Linked DNA regions of Mus musculus: region 2 is linked to region 1. The links are chromatin loops, found by intact Hi-C in ENCODE. Cell type or tissue: left cerebral cortex. All regions are shown on one strand.

What was found. Hi-C counts contacts between places; a loop is a spot of excess contacts. Peaks named below come from ENCODE experiments on the same cell type or tissue, not always from the same donor. Only the 100,000 strongest peaks of a DNase experiment are listed, where the experiment ranks them.
Region 2: a loop joins it to region 1, with 4 times the contacts of the local background. A loop is called at or near these places in 3 of 42 quality-filtered maps.

Annotation. Positions count from the first base shown.
Region 1 is chr17:54,555,843-54,563,842 of GRCm38, reverse strand. No RefSeq gene overlaps it. Among named protein-coding and RNA genes, the nearest start is that of Gm26291, 92 kb to the left of the region's middle. In left cerebral cortex, no CTCF peak of the experiment used is centred here; DNase peaks (open chromatin) are centred at 3,556 and 4,165.
Region 2 is chr17:54,363,497-54,371,496 of GRCm38, reverse strand. 1700025K24Rik (RIKEN cDNA 1700025K24 gene) reads left to right here and starts at 1,423. Exons shown (of 3, transcript NR_045825.1): 1 at 1,423-1,571. In left cerebral cortex, no CTCF peak of the experiment used is centred here; DNase peaks (open chromatin) are centred at 2,668, 3,400, 4,260 and 7,797; H3K27ac peaks cover 111 bases.

The DNA of each region.
Region 1 (8,000 bases):
TTAAGTTATTTAAGCATGATGAACATTTATATCAGCATTTATATTGTGTTGCCATAGCAGCCATAGACAAGTGCTATCAGTCAATCACAGATCCAATATGTACAGACCTTTAGCATGGGCACTGGAAAGTCTGGGAACAACCTTATCAGTATTTCCTAAAGAAAATTTTTGGATGTGCAAATTGTACTAAAAAATCATTTTCCAGTTAAATAAGATTATCAAAAAATTAACATTTTAACACTTATCTGCTAAATAATGACTTAATGCACCATGGCAAACACAACAGATAACTTAGTGTCTTTGATCATCTGTGCCTTGAATCTTAACATCAAACAAAGCAGACACTGGATATTACCCAGGGCTGATAGCTGGCAAGAAATAAATAGCTTGAAAATGTAGAGAGGTGGTAAGATAATTAGCCATATTTCAGAGAGGCAAAAGAATTCAAACAGGGGTTAATGGGCTTGTGCCCTAGCATGGAGCTAAGAGAGGATGATTAAGATGCAGAGTTAATGAGGATGCTGATAAAAGTTAAAGTCAGAGATGAGATTAAGGAAATTAGAGAACTTGAAGATGGAGGATTTTCACAAGGTACTAGCAAAATATAAAGTAATTTCCCAAAGGATTACCCCTCAAGTTACTAAGCATAGTAATTCAATGTTAAATAAAATGTGATATAGTGCCATGCATTTTAATGTTAAAAAGAACCTAAGTCACTCAAAATAGCTAAGAAACATTTGAGACATTTTTGCTGAGCTACTATACAGTACTATGAATCTTTCTTTCTTAAGCCCTCATGGTTTTTTTCCTCAATTTCAGTCCTCCTCAGGTTACATTTTGCCTTCCACAAACATCAACACCTAAATTATATAAACACAATAAGCTCACTGTAACGGATTTAAACGTCAAGGTGCCACAACTTAGAATTGCCTAACCAGGGAGCTTTGACTGAAAAATTTTCTTGGTTTCCATAGTTGATATAAAATGGGCTACCTCATATGGGGGTGACACCTTTTAGTGGTAGCCCATGTGAAGAAGGAAATGAAAGTCCAGGTTGTTGCATGTAGTTTTAAAAGCATGCTACTGCCTTAGCCTAGGAGCTGCAACTAGCCCCTCAGACTTCTCTCCCATGCTCTGGGAGGGGTTGTGTTACCATCCCACTCATGAGGCCCTAAAATCTCTGGATAAAAAAACATACAGACAGCTTTATTATTTTAGAATTTGCTGGCTAAGCCCAATTGCTGGTACAGAGACCTCCTGCCTAGAAATGTGTGCCCTTATCAATTATTATCTCCATTTCTCTTCTTGTCCTAAACTTAGTGACCTGTACCAAATTGCCCCCACCAACATGCTTGATCCCCACTTGTAGGGAAGGCTGCAGACTCTAGCTGCACCTTAACATGACTGCTGTTTTCTTCTCATTCCAAAGCATGGCAGAAAACAGCCCTCTCTTTGTGTCTGTGTTTTCCTCCAGGGACCCAGAAGTGCCACTTGTACCTTCTGCCCAGCAATTGGCTCCCTGCCTTCTTAGGTTACAAATCAAGAACCACTGAGGGAACTAGATCTTAGTATCAGCATCTCCCCTTATATGAGGTGGTCCTGGTACATGCCTTAATTCTAGGATTTGGAGGCAGAGAAAAGCAGGAGCTCTGACTGTAAAGCCAGAGATCTTCCTCCATGGTGAGGAACTAGAAGTTCTCAGGAAAAAGGGAGAAAGGGGGCACAGATGAAACAAGGGAGAAAGGAGGGTCCTGGGAACAAGGTAAAAATTTCAGTAAGAGCTTCAGGCAAGCCATGGGAGCTCTATCATAAGACACGGTCAAAACAGAAATAAAATGGTATGGAAGAAGAAAGATTATTCACTTTTGGCTCATTTTGCCCCCCTTGCTGCCAAGTTAATTTATTCTCATGCTGCTGCTGATGCCTTCAATGATACTAGGATCCTCATTCTACGCTTCCATTATCAACTTACGACCAGAAGTTTTCAAAGATTTTTCCAGGTCTTTCGCTCTAGAATGAGGGTATCCAGTTCCACGGGCTAAGCAACTGCTAGGTTCTCAGCCTTTCAGGTGTGAATCATTTGTTTTTATTAATTTGGTATAAGCTAATTAAATAAATTATGAACACATATAAACTATATACCTGGGAATGGCTACTTTATTTGGGCTTGATATTTACTCATTCTAGTCTCTTTATAATACCAAGAACTTAGACATCATCTCCATATAAAATCTATCCTAAATTCACACTCTATTTTAGAAGAAATATCTACATCTGTATGGATGTAGCACTTGTCAATAATATATCTGGTGGTCTATGATGCAGGCAGGAAATAGGAATTGGGACATCTGGGTGTCAGGAAGGATTCCGGGAGAGCACCAGACAGGAGATTCACCTGACAAAATATGACGAGATGGATGCATGATATCTGCACACAGGTAACCTGCCACATGGTAAAATATAGTTTAAGGAGAAATGAGTTATTTTAAGTTATGTCCAGTCAGAAAAGAGCCTTGCTATTTGGCCAAGGTATTTGTAGATATATTTTGTGTCTGAGTCTTATTTCTTGTAGCATGGGGCTGGGAGGAAGAATCAGGACCTAACTTCAATACTATCTAGAGGAGTGATTTGCTTCTTCATTCTGATCCTAAACCCAGCAAGGCTTCTCCAAGATCAGCAAGAACAGTGAGAAGGTAAACAGTGTTTTATTAACCTAGTTTCCTGGTCGGTCTATATACTTAGTAAATAGTTGTTCCCCAATTCCATGGACAGATCATATTTTACATGTATAACTCTATAAGTAGGGTTTCAAATATTTTTTTCTATCAAAATAGTTTTCATAGGTACCATGTAGCCATTACTTGCTTGCCAGATACCAACTGCCCTCAATGAATCAATACCACAGTCACCCTGTAGGCTACACATTTTTCTTCCAAGTTTACAAATGAAGAAGGCAAGTGTTTTGATATTAGTCATCTCAGTGTGCTTTTAGTTTTGAATTTGTTAAAGTATACTACTGGGAGTTTTCAAGGTTCTTCTCATATTTGGTTTTGGCTCTCATTTCTCTCTTCTCTCTAACTTCGCTCCCAGGATTCTCCTTTCCTCCTTTGTTTCACCTGTGTCCCTTTTAATCCTTTTTCCTGAGCACTTCTAGTTCCTCTACCATTGTCATCTACCTAGTTTTATATTTCCTACCCACTCTGACACCCCCTTACTTGTATACCTGCAAACATTAAAACTTAGGCTCCTTAGGAAAAGAAGACATAACTTTTGTTTGGATCAGGGTAACCTCACTGAAGAAAATCCTTTCGGTATCCATCTCTTTTCCATATTCCATTACTGTCATTATCCATTCATCAGTTGATGAATACCTAGTCTGTTTCCACATCCTAGCAATTGTGAATAGAGCATCCAGGAACACGGATGAGCATGTATATTTGCCATAATATAAAGAGTCCTTTGGGTATGTTGCCAAGAATACGTTTCCAACTATGTCATATGGTAGTTCCATATATTTTTTAAAGAAACTGTTTTTTGGAGTGACTGCACAAGTTTATACTCCCACTAGCAGTGAATAAGGTTCTTCTTTTCCCCCACATTTCTGTCAGCACTTGTGATTTGTTTTCTTGATCTTAACCATTCTGACTGTGATGAGATGGAGTTTCAAAATGATTTTAATTTGCATTTAACAGATGGCTAAGGATGTTGAACATTTAAAGAAAATATTTATTGGCCATTTATGTCTGTTCTTTTAAAAACTGTTCATTTCATTATCTCATCTATTGACAGGCATTTTTCTTTTTGCATGGGTGGGGCATAAATTTATGTTTCATCGTTTTTTAAATATATTCTAAATATAAAACACTCATTTTATACGTGGCTGGAAATTTTTCTTTCTCAGTCTATAAGCTGTTCACTCTGTAGATAGTTTCCATTGTTATATATGAACTTAAATTTTATGTGTCCCTATTTATTAGAATCCCAGGGCTATTTTCTGTGCTAGTTAGGAACTGTTGAGAAAATTCTTAACTGCAGAACATTTTATATGCTTTCCTTCAGCATTTTCAAGTTTTGAATTAAGTTCTTTGGCTCATTTTCATTTTTGCGTAAAGATGAGTCATCTAAATGTAATTTCTGTAGGTGGATATCCAGTTAGCATGGTGTGGTGTGGTGTGGTGTGGTGTGGTGTGGTGTGGTGTGGTGTGGTGTAGGGTGGGGTGGGGTGGTGTGCTGTAGTGTGCTGTGGTGTGCTGTGGTGTGCTATGTGTTTGTGTGTGTGTGTATACTACTTGCACACATGTGTATGTGTCTATACCAATTCTTCCCTACAGAAACAAGAACAGCAGTGTGCACCATTATTTACCACTCTCCTCTTTGTTTCTTGTTCATTTATTTTTGATTAATTTATTTATATTCTTTACAGTGAATCCCACCCTCTCTTCTCTCTTCCCAGTGCCGACACCTCCCAATTCCAGCCTCACACACCTTTCTCTCATCCCCCCTTCCCTTTCTTCAAAGAAAGAGAAACCTCCAGGTACCAACGTATCCTGGCACATCAAGTCTCATCAGGGATAAGTTCATCCTCTTCCTTGCGGCCAGACAAGGCAGCCCAGCTAGGGGAAAGGAATGGGAAAGCACAATAATTCCAGTTGTTGGGAAGCCACATAAAGACCAATTTGTACATCCGCTACATATGTGTAGACAGCTAAAGTCCAGTCTATGCATGCTTTTTGTTTGTGGCTCCATCCCTCAGGCCTCATAGGCCCAGGTACGTTGGCTCTAGAGGTCTTCTTGTAGTCTCTGTGACTCTCCATCTCTCTCAGTCTTTCCCCCTAATTCTTTCATAAGACTCCCTGAGCTCTGCTTAATTTTTGGCTATGGGTCTCTGCATCTGTTTCTGTCAGCTGTTGGATGAAGTCTCTCAGATGACAGTTGTACTAGGCTTCTGTCTTCAAGCATAGCAGAGCATCGTTAATAGTGTCAGGTGTTGCATTTTTCTTATGGTATAGGTCTCAAGTTGGGTAAGTCATCTGTTAGCTATTTCCTCAATCTCTGCTCCAACTTTTTCCTTGTACATCTTGTAGGCAAGGCAATTTTTGGGTCAAGGTTTTTGTAGGTAGTTTGATATCCTCCTCCCTCCACTGGAAGTCCAAAGCAAGATTTTTCCTGTGCCTAGAGCCTGTACTTTTAGGCTAAGTTAGCGCACACCAAGCCCTCATAGTCCTTCCAAACTCAAGTTTCTCAGGCAAGTGCTGCAAGCACTTACCTTCTAAGCCATCTCAACAGCCCCACCACGCTGAGGCATTTCATCACACTGATGAGAGAAGTAACTTACACAACTACAATCAAAAAAGAAAATTCACCCCTCAGTGTGGGGGGACGTGCTGACACTAAAGTCTGATTCCATAGTTGGTTCTTGATATGGTAAATTAAGAAGGTGGGAGCCAATTGCTGGGCAAAGGGTATAGCTAGGAATTCTGGGTCCCAGGAGGAAATGGAGATGTGAGAAAAGAGAAGGGGCTTTTTGGCTATGCCTTGAAAGGAGAACCACAAAACAATCATGTAAGACCTTGGGGAAGCTAGAACCAGTGGCCAAGGAGACTGGCAGAGGCTGACTGATATTAGCCTGCAGAATAGGTTAAGACAAGAGATTGTGAACCTAGCAATTGTGCTATTAGACAATTCTAAAATAATAAAGCAGTGAATTTTTCATCCATGGAACAAAGGTAGGCAGAGAGAGAGAAAAGTCAGGACAATAGCTGGTGGCTTGGTGAAGCTAGCCAAGAGGAATGAAAGAGAAGCTGAGAGGGAGCCAGAGGAGCAAAAACAACTCTCAGCTTTCCAAGTTTGGGGGATAGTTGTCATGGAACCTGGGCTAAGCTGGGTGGAGTAAAGGGAACTGGAAGAGGTGAAAGCATGGGCTCAGCACCCATGAAAAGTGGTAGCATGTTTTTAAAATTATACCCAACACCTCAGTAAGAGGGAAAGCATGCCTGGTTCTGGAAAAATAGGAAAGTACTCAGTGTGAATGAAGTCATAGTTATTGAAGAAGAATCTACAACCACTAATTTACTAAACCATCATAATTGCTAATAAAAATCTGTATTTTTTCTTATACCCACACACAAGTAGAACCTTCACCTCTCACCAAAAGTGTCTATTTGCAACAGAAGATACCATTACAGAAACAGCACTCAATCAAAACATGGGGTTATGGAGCCCAGTCCCAACAGCTACATCTACAAAACAAGCCCACACCTAAGGCTCAGGGAACATTGTGAGGGAGCAGAAAAATTTTAAGTATCAGACAGTTTGCTCTGAAATTGTTTCTCCTAGAACTAACAAAAACTATACATATAAACTCTCATTAACGTCTAAACTTGATGAATTATCTCATTAACTGCCTAAACTTGAGCTGAACAGAAATGACACTATTGACATACTAAATTGGATGGGAAAAAGCCCAAAGAGTTTTGGTTACCTACACACACACACACACACACACACACACACACACACACGCTCACATGAATGCTCACATGCATGCACCTACGCACAAAGTATAGGCAACTGAGAAAAGCTGGAAGAAGGAGCGGTTGTCTCGCTCAGGGAAGAGCATACCAATTATTTCTCCAGTGTCAAACTATCAACCTTAAAGACATAGATAGTAGTAACATTATATTATTATATAATGGTTATATTTTGGAAAATATATATGCATACATGAATTCAATCAAACTTGATGAGGGAGAAAAGGCCATTGATTTGAAGGAGAATTGGAGAAGGTGGGCTTGAAAGGAGAAAAGGGGAGGAAAAATGAAAGTAAAAATGCTAGAGTCAGTCTTGGGGGAGAAGCTTTATAAATTGTTGGTACAAATTTAAATTATTATATCTACCCTGTGATACAGTATGGAATTTCTTTAACACCTACAAAAAGATCAGAGATACCTCTCCTGGGAGTGTAACAATGAAAAGAAACAAACTTAAAGGCATACCTCCTTCTGCTACAGCCATATTGACAATAGATAGATTATGCAATCAGACTAGATGCCAGTGAACAAATGAATGGATGATGAAAAAATGGTAAAATTAGAAATGGAGAATTACTCACCCATAAAGAGAGAGTAAAAATCCACAAAAATTACAAAAGAAAGTATACAGCCAGGGAAATCCATATGAAACAATATAATCCAAGAACAGAACAAGTAAAACATTCCTCTAATAGTTAGATACCAGATAAAGCATCTCAAATTAATATGCGGGAATGGAATGAGAGTAACAAGTCGGGGAGAAGAGGGGAGTTTGGTAAGATAGATTATTGAGAGGATAAATTCTACGAAAAAAAATCTAGAAAAGAAAAGAAAAGAAATAGTAGAAATATATTCAGAACTAGAAACTATGAATGTCTGGTAAGAAATCAGTGACTGAAAGAAACATATCAGATTGTGGAGAGATGACTCATCAGATAAGATCACTGACATCTTGCACAAAAACCTCAGCTCAATTTCCAACTGCTACTTAGTAGCTCACAACTGTCTGTACCTTGAGTCCCTGGGGATCTAAGACCCTTTTTCTGCCTTCTACATGCACTATATGTGCACCCAGTGCACAGTCATATGTGCTGGCAAAACACTCATACACATTAACTTAAAGAAAAAAGAAAGAAAGAAAAAAGGAAGGGAGGGAGGGAGGGAAGGAGGGAGGGAGGGAGGGAGGGAGGAAGGAAGGAAGGAAGGAAGGAAGGAAGGAACAAAACATCCATGGAAGGAGTTACAGAGACAAAGTTTGGAGCTGAGACAAAAGGATGGACCATGTAGAGACTGCCATATCCAGGGATCCACCCCATAATCAGCATCCAAACACTGACACCATCGCATACACTAGCAAGATTTTATCGAAAGGACCCAGATGTAGCTGTCTCTTGTGAGACTATGCCGGGGCCTAGCAAACACAGAAGTGGATGCTCACAGTCAGCTAATGGATGGATCACAGGGCTCCCA
Region 2 (8,000 bases), 190 kb after region 1:
TATATAACCAGTCTGTTAGTCTATGTCTTTTTATTGGGGAATTGAGACCATTAATATTAAGAAATATTAAGGAAAAGTAATTGTTACTTCCTGTTATTTTTGTTGTTAAAGTTGGGATTTTGTTCTTGTGGCTATCCTCTTTTAGGATTGTTGAAGAATTACTTTTTTCCTTTTTCTAGGGTGTCATTTCCCTCCTTGTGTTGGAGTTTTCCCTTTATTATCCTTTGAAGGGCTGGATTCATGGAAAGATATTTTGTGAATTTGTTTTTGTCATGGAATACTTTCGTTTCTCCATCTATGGTAATTGAGAGTTTTGCTGGGTAGTAACCTGGGCTGGCATTTGTGTTCTCTTGGGGTCTGTATAACATCTGTCCAGGATCTTCTGGCTTTCATAGTCTCTGGTTTGAAGTCTGGTGTAACTTGAATCGTTCTGCCTTTATATGATACTTGACCTTTTTCCCTTACTGATTTTAATATTCTATCTTTATTTAGTGTATTTGTTGTTCTGATTATTATGTGTCGAGTGGAATTTCTTTTCTGGCCCAGTCTATTTGGAGTTCTGTAGGCTTCTTAAATGTTCATGGGCATCTCTCTCTTTAGGTTAGGGAAGTTTTCTTCTATAATTTTGTTGAAGATATTTACTGGCCCTTTAAGTTGAAAGTCTTCATTGTCATCTACTCCTATTATCCCTAGGTTTGGTCTTCTCATTGTGTCCTGGATTTCCTGGATGTTTTGAGTTAGGATCTTTTTGTGTTTTGTATTATCTTTGATTGTTGTGCCGATGTTCTCTATGGAATCTTCTGCACCTGAGATTCTCTCTTCCATCTCTTGTATTCTGTTGCTGATGATCGTATCTATGGTTCCTGATTTCTTTCCTAGGGTTTTTATATCCAGAGTTGTCTCCCTTTGTGATTTCTTTATTGTTTCTACTTCCATTTTTAGATCCTGAATGGTTTTGTTCAATTCTTTCACCTGTTTGATAGTGTTTTCCCGCAACTCTTTAAGGGATTTTTTTGTGTTTCTTCTTTAAGGACTTCTAGATGTTTACCTGTGTTCTCCTGTATTTCTTTAAGGGGGTTACTTATTTTCTTCTTAAATCGTCCATTATCATCATGAGAAGTGACTTTAGATCCATATCTTGCTTTTCTGGTGTGATGGTGTATCCAGGACTTTCTAAGGTGGGAGAGTTTGTTTCTGATGATGCAAAGTAACCGTGGTTTCTGTTGCTTTTGTTCTTATGTTTGCCTCCTGCCATCTGATTATCTCAAGTGCTTGCTGCCCTCAATGTATCTGATTGGAGCCTGTCCTTCCTATAATCCTGCTTGATTCAGGACTTCTCAGAGTCCAGCTTTCTCTGTGATCCTGTGATTCTGGAATCCTGTGGACCTGAGATTCTGGGTGTGTCAGAGTTCTTGGCAGTCAAGCTTCCTCTGAGACCCTGAGATCCTAGTGTGACCAAGCTCCTGTTATCCGAGGATCCTTAAGTCCTAGGATCTTGGCCATGTTACAGCACCTGGAAAGTGGTGTCTCCTCTGGGGACCATGGGGCTCTCTGATGTGTTTGAAACCAAGGTATACCAGCACTGATCAGAAGTAATCTGAGCATCTGGTCAGACAGGGCTCCTGTGTCCATGCTCCTGCTGTCACAGGCCCGTTACAATTGGTTTGGAACAGATGTTGTGTTCCACTCACCAGTGATCCTAAGATCCTGGGTGTGCTAGGGTGCCTGCGGCATGGAGAGCCCTCTGGGGACCGTGGGACCATCTGCCAGGCATACTTGTTAATATCTATTTAGAGAACTAATTTTCCAAGTCTATCAGCTCCCAGTAAAAGTAAGCTTTATATATGTTGCTATTATTTATCATGACTTATTCTTTTCAGGTTTAGTAGCATGCATTTTTCTTGACTGGGAATCTACCTGTTATTCTATTGCTTGAGATGATGAACTCTAAAAGCAGCATGTTCCTATCATGTTCCTTGTACATGCATAATGCAACACTGTCTCTGGGTGGTATTCCACAATTTTTTATGGTCATAAAAATAAAACATGGAAAGGTACTCAGTGTGTCCAGAACACAACTACTCTTATTTGCATCTCTTTGCTTCAGGATCAGAGTGTCTGATCCTGTGATCAATTCCCAATATTTGGTCTCTTATTTAAGCTTGTGAAGAGACATATTTTCAAATAACTTGTATCTTCAAAAATACCTTAAATTATTGAATCATCCAAAATATTTGATGTTTTGGTTTTGGTCTGTGTACTTGTGACATATTCTGATGAAAGAACAATGATGACACCTAAACAGATCAGAATGTGGTAAAGGGAATGACACAGATAGCAAATGAATGAATTGAATATGAATAATGAAAAAATATTCATGATAATTACCATCACTTCAGCATCTAGAGCTCAACATGGTTGACAGAACTCTACTGGCCATTGTCTACACATTGCCACCATTCACTGTCATAAAAATTCTACAGGGGCAAATTTTAAGTTTTAAGGCATTTTTCCTTATACACTCAATATTTCCCATATTGTCACATTACCTCACTTGGTGTGTGTGTGTGTGTGTGTGTGTGTGTGTGTGTGTGTGTGTGTGTGTGTGTGTGTAAAATTCCTCAGGTTGTTTATGAGTGATTGTGAGTAATTTTTCTGGGCACTGAGCCCAGTTTGGCTTGCTTTTCTCCTTATGCATATGTATCATGTCACAGATTGCTGAGAGAAGAATACCTGCTAGTTAGCATTATTATATATAGAATGGTTAAAATTGAACAAAAAGAGATGGAAAATCTCTATAGTTCCAGAATCAGTAATAGTAATGGAGTATAGCGTGCAAATGCATGTGGAGAAGTGACATGGGCTACAAGTATGCCGTTGCCTTTGGGTTGTTTCAGAAATGCATCTCCCAAGATATGTTCAGAAGCAAAAAGGAAAATTATTAGGTTCTAAAAGACTTGTTTTAAAAATGAACTTATATTCCAGCTCATCCCAACCAAAAGAAGCTCTGCTGGCCTAGTTATTGCATCACTCTGACTCTCATTGACCACCCAAATGAGAGAAGTGTTCATTAATTTCAAAAGAGATAAACTGCCCTAGGAAAGTATTCAGAGATGATATGAAGACAGTGTGACCTTTAGTTAAAAAATGTTCAGAAATTCTGACTATATTAAGCAGGCAGACAGAATGTCCATGGGGGATTAAAATCCCTTTCATTAGAAACATGAAAAGCAAAATTCATTCCACCGGCCAAGAAATATCCCTGTGGAGTTCTCAAGACCAGGCAAATACTAGCTAACTAATCAGTATTTTGAACTGAGTTACTCATGTGATAGACTGCATACAACACCAAGAGACAGTGACCTCATAATTGAAGCTGAGAGGATTGTGACCTGTGAATGCAGTGAACTTGCTCACTGTATCCTGACTGATTTTAATGCAAGTGTCAGACATGTATTGACTAGTTCAACGTGTCTGCCTTCTGTTCCTGTATACCTATACCATATTGTGGACTACAGTGGAAGAAGGTTATCTTTAGGGTCTGTTAGGGGAGATTACTGGATGTTAGTGCTTGGCGTGATGGCTGGAGATGCCTCCTGGTTTGTCCTTCCACTTTTGTTACAGACTGATGAATGATTGACACTTTTGTTTAAAATTATCTTTAACTATTTGTCTGTCTGAGTTAATTGCAAAATTTCAATACTTTCCTACTGATCAAGAATGAAAACCTGACCTGAGGGGGGAATTACTTTCATGTAACATTTGCTTTTTTTAGTTAAAATGTATCTTGAGGGTTTTCCAGTAATGTAATGTGTCACTGGAAGTTTTGTACCTAGTGAGAATGAATGTGTTCCCTGAATTTACACAAGTAAAAGAATAAAAATAGTCACAATGGAATAAATCATCCCACAAAGCAAATCTTTGGGATTCCTTTCAGAGAATTATGATCAAAGACCATGAACTTCATGATTTCCATGATCAAAGACATGAATAAAATATAATCGCAAAGCTTATTTTGAAACAAATCAAGAATATTTTTGACATAAGAAACTGAAAATCATAGCCCAGCTATAAGAACAAAGGAAATTCTGCTGACCATGTATCTGTGAAGTACAGACCATCACAGAGATGAAGGCCAGTGCTTGCTCCCCTCTGCTGCTGGTGGTCCTCTTCCCACATGCACTCCTCCATATCTTCATTCTAATATGAGACAGAAACTCTTTGTATCATTCTCACCCCCATACAAGTCAGATGGCAGGAAAGGGATATGTTACATAAATCTGTAACTGAGTATTACCACCTCATGTGACAGTGGTCTGATCAGGGAAATACAAGTTGCTTAGTTCCATACTCCAAAGTTGGAAACTGGGTTGAGTCACATCATTCATACAACATGAAGATAACTTTAGAAAACAAAAAGGCAAATGGAGGAAAATAAGAGCAGGCACTAATAAAGAAATATGTTCATCAGAGAATTCAGAGCACTTGCAACGAAGAATTTTTTAGTATATATTTTCTTTATTTACGTTTCAAATGTTATCCCCTTTTCTAGTTTCCCCTCTGAAAACCCCCTATCCCCTCCCCACCTGCCCACTCAAATTTAACAGAACCCACAGCCTCACACCCAGAAGTACATTCAGTAATATAATGATATGTTTATTTTTAAGATTACCGACATTTTCCTGCACAATTTAATCTGCTTTATGTTTAAGCTATAGGCTCACTTTAATTCATAAATGTATTCTTGGATAAAGCAATTTACTATTTAACATTATTCTATGAAGGCTTTTTATAAGTATCAGCATAGTTCTCATGCAAACTCTTCTGACCTAGAGAAAATACCTATCCCAGACAAGTACACTCTCTCTACTTTTAGAAAAATATGTTGATTGCAAAATGGATATATAAATACTTAGTTGGCAATAACATGTACTTAATATGATTTGCTCAATGTTTTTTGAGTAGCTTCCCTTCAACATAGCATTATGCATTGATTTTTTTGGTCACAAACTCCTAATGCTAACCTGAATTTTAAATCTTATCTTATATTTCTTTGACTAATGTTTCATCACTTATTTGACTAATTGCTAAATGGAATTTTAAAGGTTATAAATCAAGCTATTAGATTTAAATGTAACTTCAATGAATATATTCTTGAATATGAATCTTATACCTCCATTTCTTAAATGGTCTGAAATGCTTTTCAATATCCTTTAGAAAGATAATTCCATTTATATTTACAACCTAAATCTTCATAAATCTTGGCATTCAATTTGTTTTATTTTAAATACAGGAATTTACACATGTAGCTAAAATATCCAAAGTCTTATTTTTGTGTCAAAGAGATGGCTCAGCAGGTAAGGGCATCTACTCCTTTCAGAGCACCTAAGTTCAATTCCCAGCTCCAAATCAGTAACTTAGAATTCCAGTATCAAAGAGACCTTTAGTCTCCATAGCATCTGAACTCATTTGCACATATTCTCAGACACACATTTTTTTTAGCTTTTAAATCAATTAGTAGCATTAATACAATAAATTCTGCTTTCACTGTCTTGGACCAAATACTGTAAGTCAATTCTATGTTTTTAACCATTTCTTTATGAAATTTGAAATACCTTGCTAGGTGTCTATGTTTACAAATGAAAAAAGCAGATGATTCCATCAAGATTTCCCACATGGACAGAGGAAATAGACACATATAAGGAAAGATTATTAGAATTCTCTCAAATGAGTGTATAGGTAAAGAATTACCACAACAGGCTGGCATTTGCAAGCTGGAGAAACATGGAAGTTGGTAATATATCTCAGTTGAAGTTAGAAGCCTTCAGAACTAGAGAACCTAGGTCAAATATCCAAGAAGCCTCTTCCTCCTCCTCCTCCTCCTCCTCCTCCTCCTCCTCCTCCTCCTCCTCCTCCTCCTCCACCACCACCACCACCTTTGTCCACATCCTGAGGACTACAAGAATCAAAGTAGTCTGCTTTATATTACATTGTGTTAGGATGTTTGGCTTTAAAGATTTCTGTTGGCTTTGCTTACCTGCATTCCATTAAAAATTTTTAAATTAATTTTTGGCTTGGCCAGAATTTCTAACAACTTCTGAAATAAACCTAATATACTCCTGTCATTTTGTAATAGGTATTTCTTCAAAGTGAAGTCCTCAGCATTGGCAATTGCAAAATTAAAATATGGATGACTCTGAAAATATTGAAAATAGTCTATGTCCTACATATAGTATCAAATATTCACCCAATATTTAATTCTGTATTTAAAAATAAGCAAACATTTCCCTCATTAGTGTACAAATTTATTTTAATAATAATGAATGGTAAAATTGCATCTATACAACAGGATTATCTTAAAATAAATTCTTCATGATTGATTATCAATTCATTTTTATTTGATTACCTATTTTACATAAATATCCATTGGGTGTAACAGGATGGTGAGTTGAGAACATTTAAGATGTGACATTATATGCCACAAATATGGACAGTTAGTATATCTGTCTTAGTCACTGTTCTATTGCTGTGAAGATACAACATAACCAAGGCAAAAATAAAAATTGGGGTTGTTTACAGTTTCAGAGGTTCATCCACGATCATCATTAGTAGGGAGCATGTGACATGGAGGTAGACATGGTGATAGAGAAGGAGCAACTGAGTGTTGTATATCCTCTTCTTCTTCCTCCTCCTCCTCCTCCTCCGTAGGCAGTAGGAATAGAAAAACAATAGGCTTCGCATGGACTTTTGAAACCTCAAAGACCATTTGAGTGACACACTTCCTCCAACAAGGCCATCATCCCTCCTAATCCCTCTCATCCTTTCAAGTAGCGACCCTCCCTAGTGATTAAGCATTCAATTATATGAGCCTACGGAGACCTTTCTAATTTAGACTGCCATACAACTCATTAATATTTTTAAATATAAATTTGAAAATACCATTCTATTCTAGAAATACCCTAACATATATATGCATAAGTAATACCTAATATTATCTGGGTGTTCTCTCATCAGTCAAGTTGATGTGTAAAATAAACTGTTAGAGTAGTCCCACCTGCATGCACTAACCCTCCCAACATCACCATTCATTCTTAAAATACATCATTACACGTAGATTTTCAGGTCATTTTTCTTCAGGGCTATAAATCAAACCCAGAATTTTATGCTTTACCACTGAGCTACATCTCCAGAACCCTCTACCCCATTTGATTCCAGCAGAATCTATTACTTCTTCCAAATGAGAAGCAATTGGTTCACAGTCAGTTGTCCAGTGGTCTCATATGGTAGTTCTTTCCTCCTGCTTCTATTAATCACATCAAAGATTCTGCAATCAGGAGAAGCCATACAGTTCGCTGGCAGTATGAGGTGAAGACTGTATTTGAGATATAATAAAAACTCACAAAAATAAGACATAGAAGGCATAGGGGATGCATTCCACTAATTTTATAGTCTTATTTTTTCAGTATAAAATTTTTCCACATTGTTATTATTACACATATATGTGCATAAATATACAAATACAATTATGTGAATCCATTTGATGTTGCTTGTATGTATATGATTTCAGGGCTGGCACCTTGGTGTTACATAGCCAACTAAAGGGTCTCATGCATCTTTCTTATATCACTTAGTTGCCTATAGTTCTTTGTCCAGTGTTAGGGTCCCTGTGAGATTTTTCACTTACCTTAGCACTGTACTAGTGCTATCCTTGTCAGATCTTGTTTAAGTTGCCATATGGTTGAGGTATCATGAGTCATTTCAAAGAGATACTATCTAAAGCAGATTTCCACATTCTCTGAGTCTTATTATAAATGTATGTAATGGATCTGGGAACCCCATGAATAGTTTTTCTCTGCATTTGGACAAGTTGTGGCTTTCTTTGGTGGTCTCTGTTGCAAAGAGAAGTTTCCTTGATGAGGGTTGAAAGCTACGCTTGTCTGTGGGTGTAAGGGTTTTTTGAATACAGGTAGTTAAGTATGCTGTTTTAGAAAAGTGGTAGT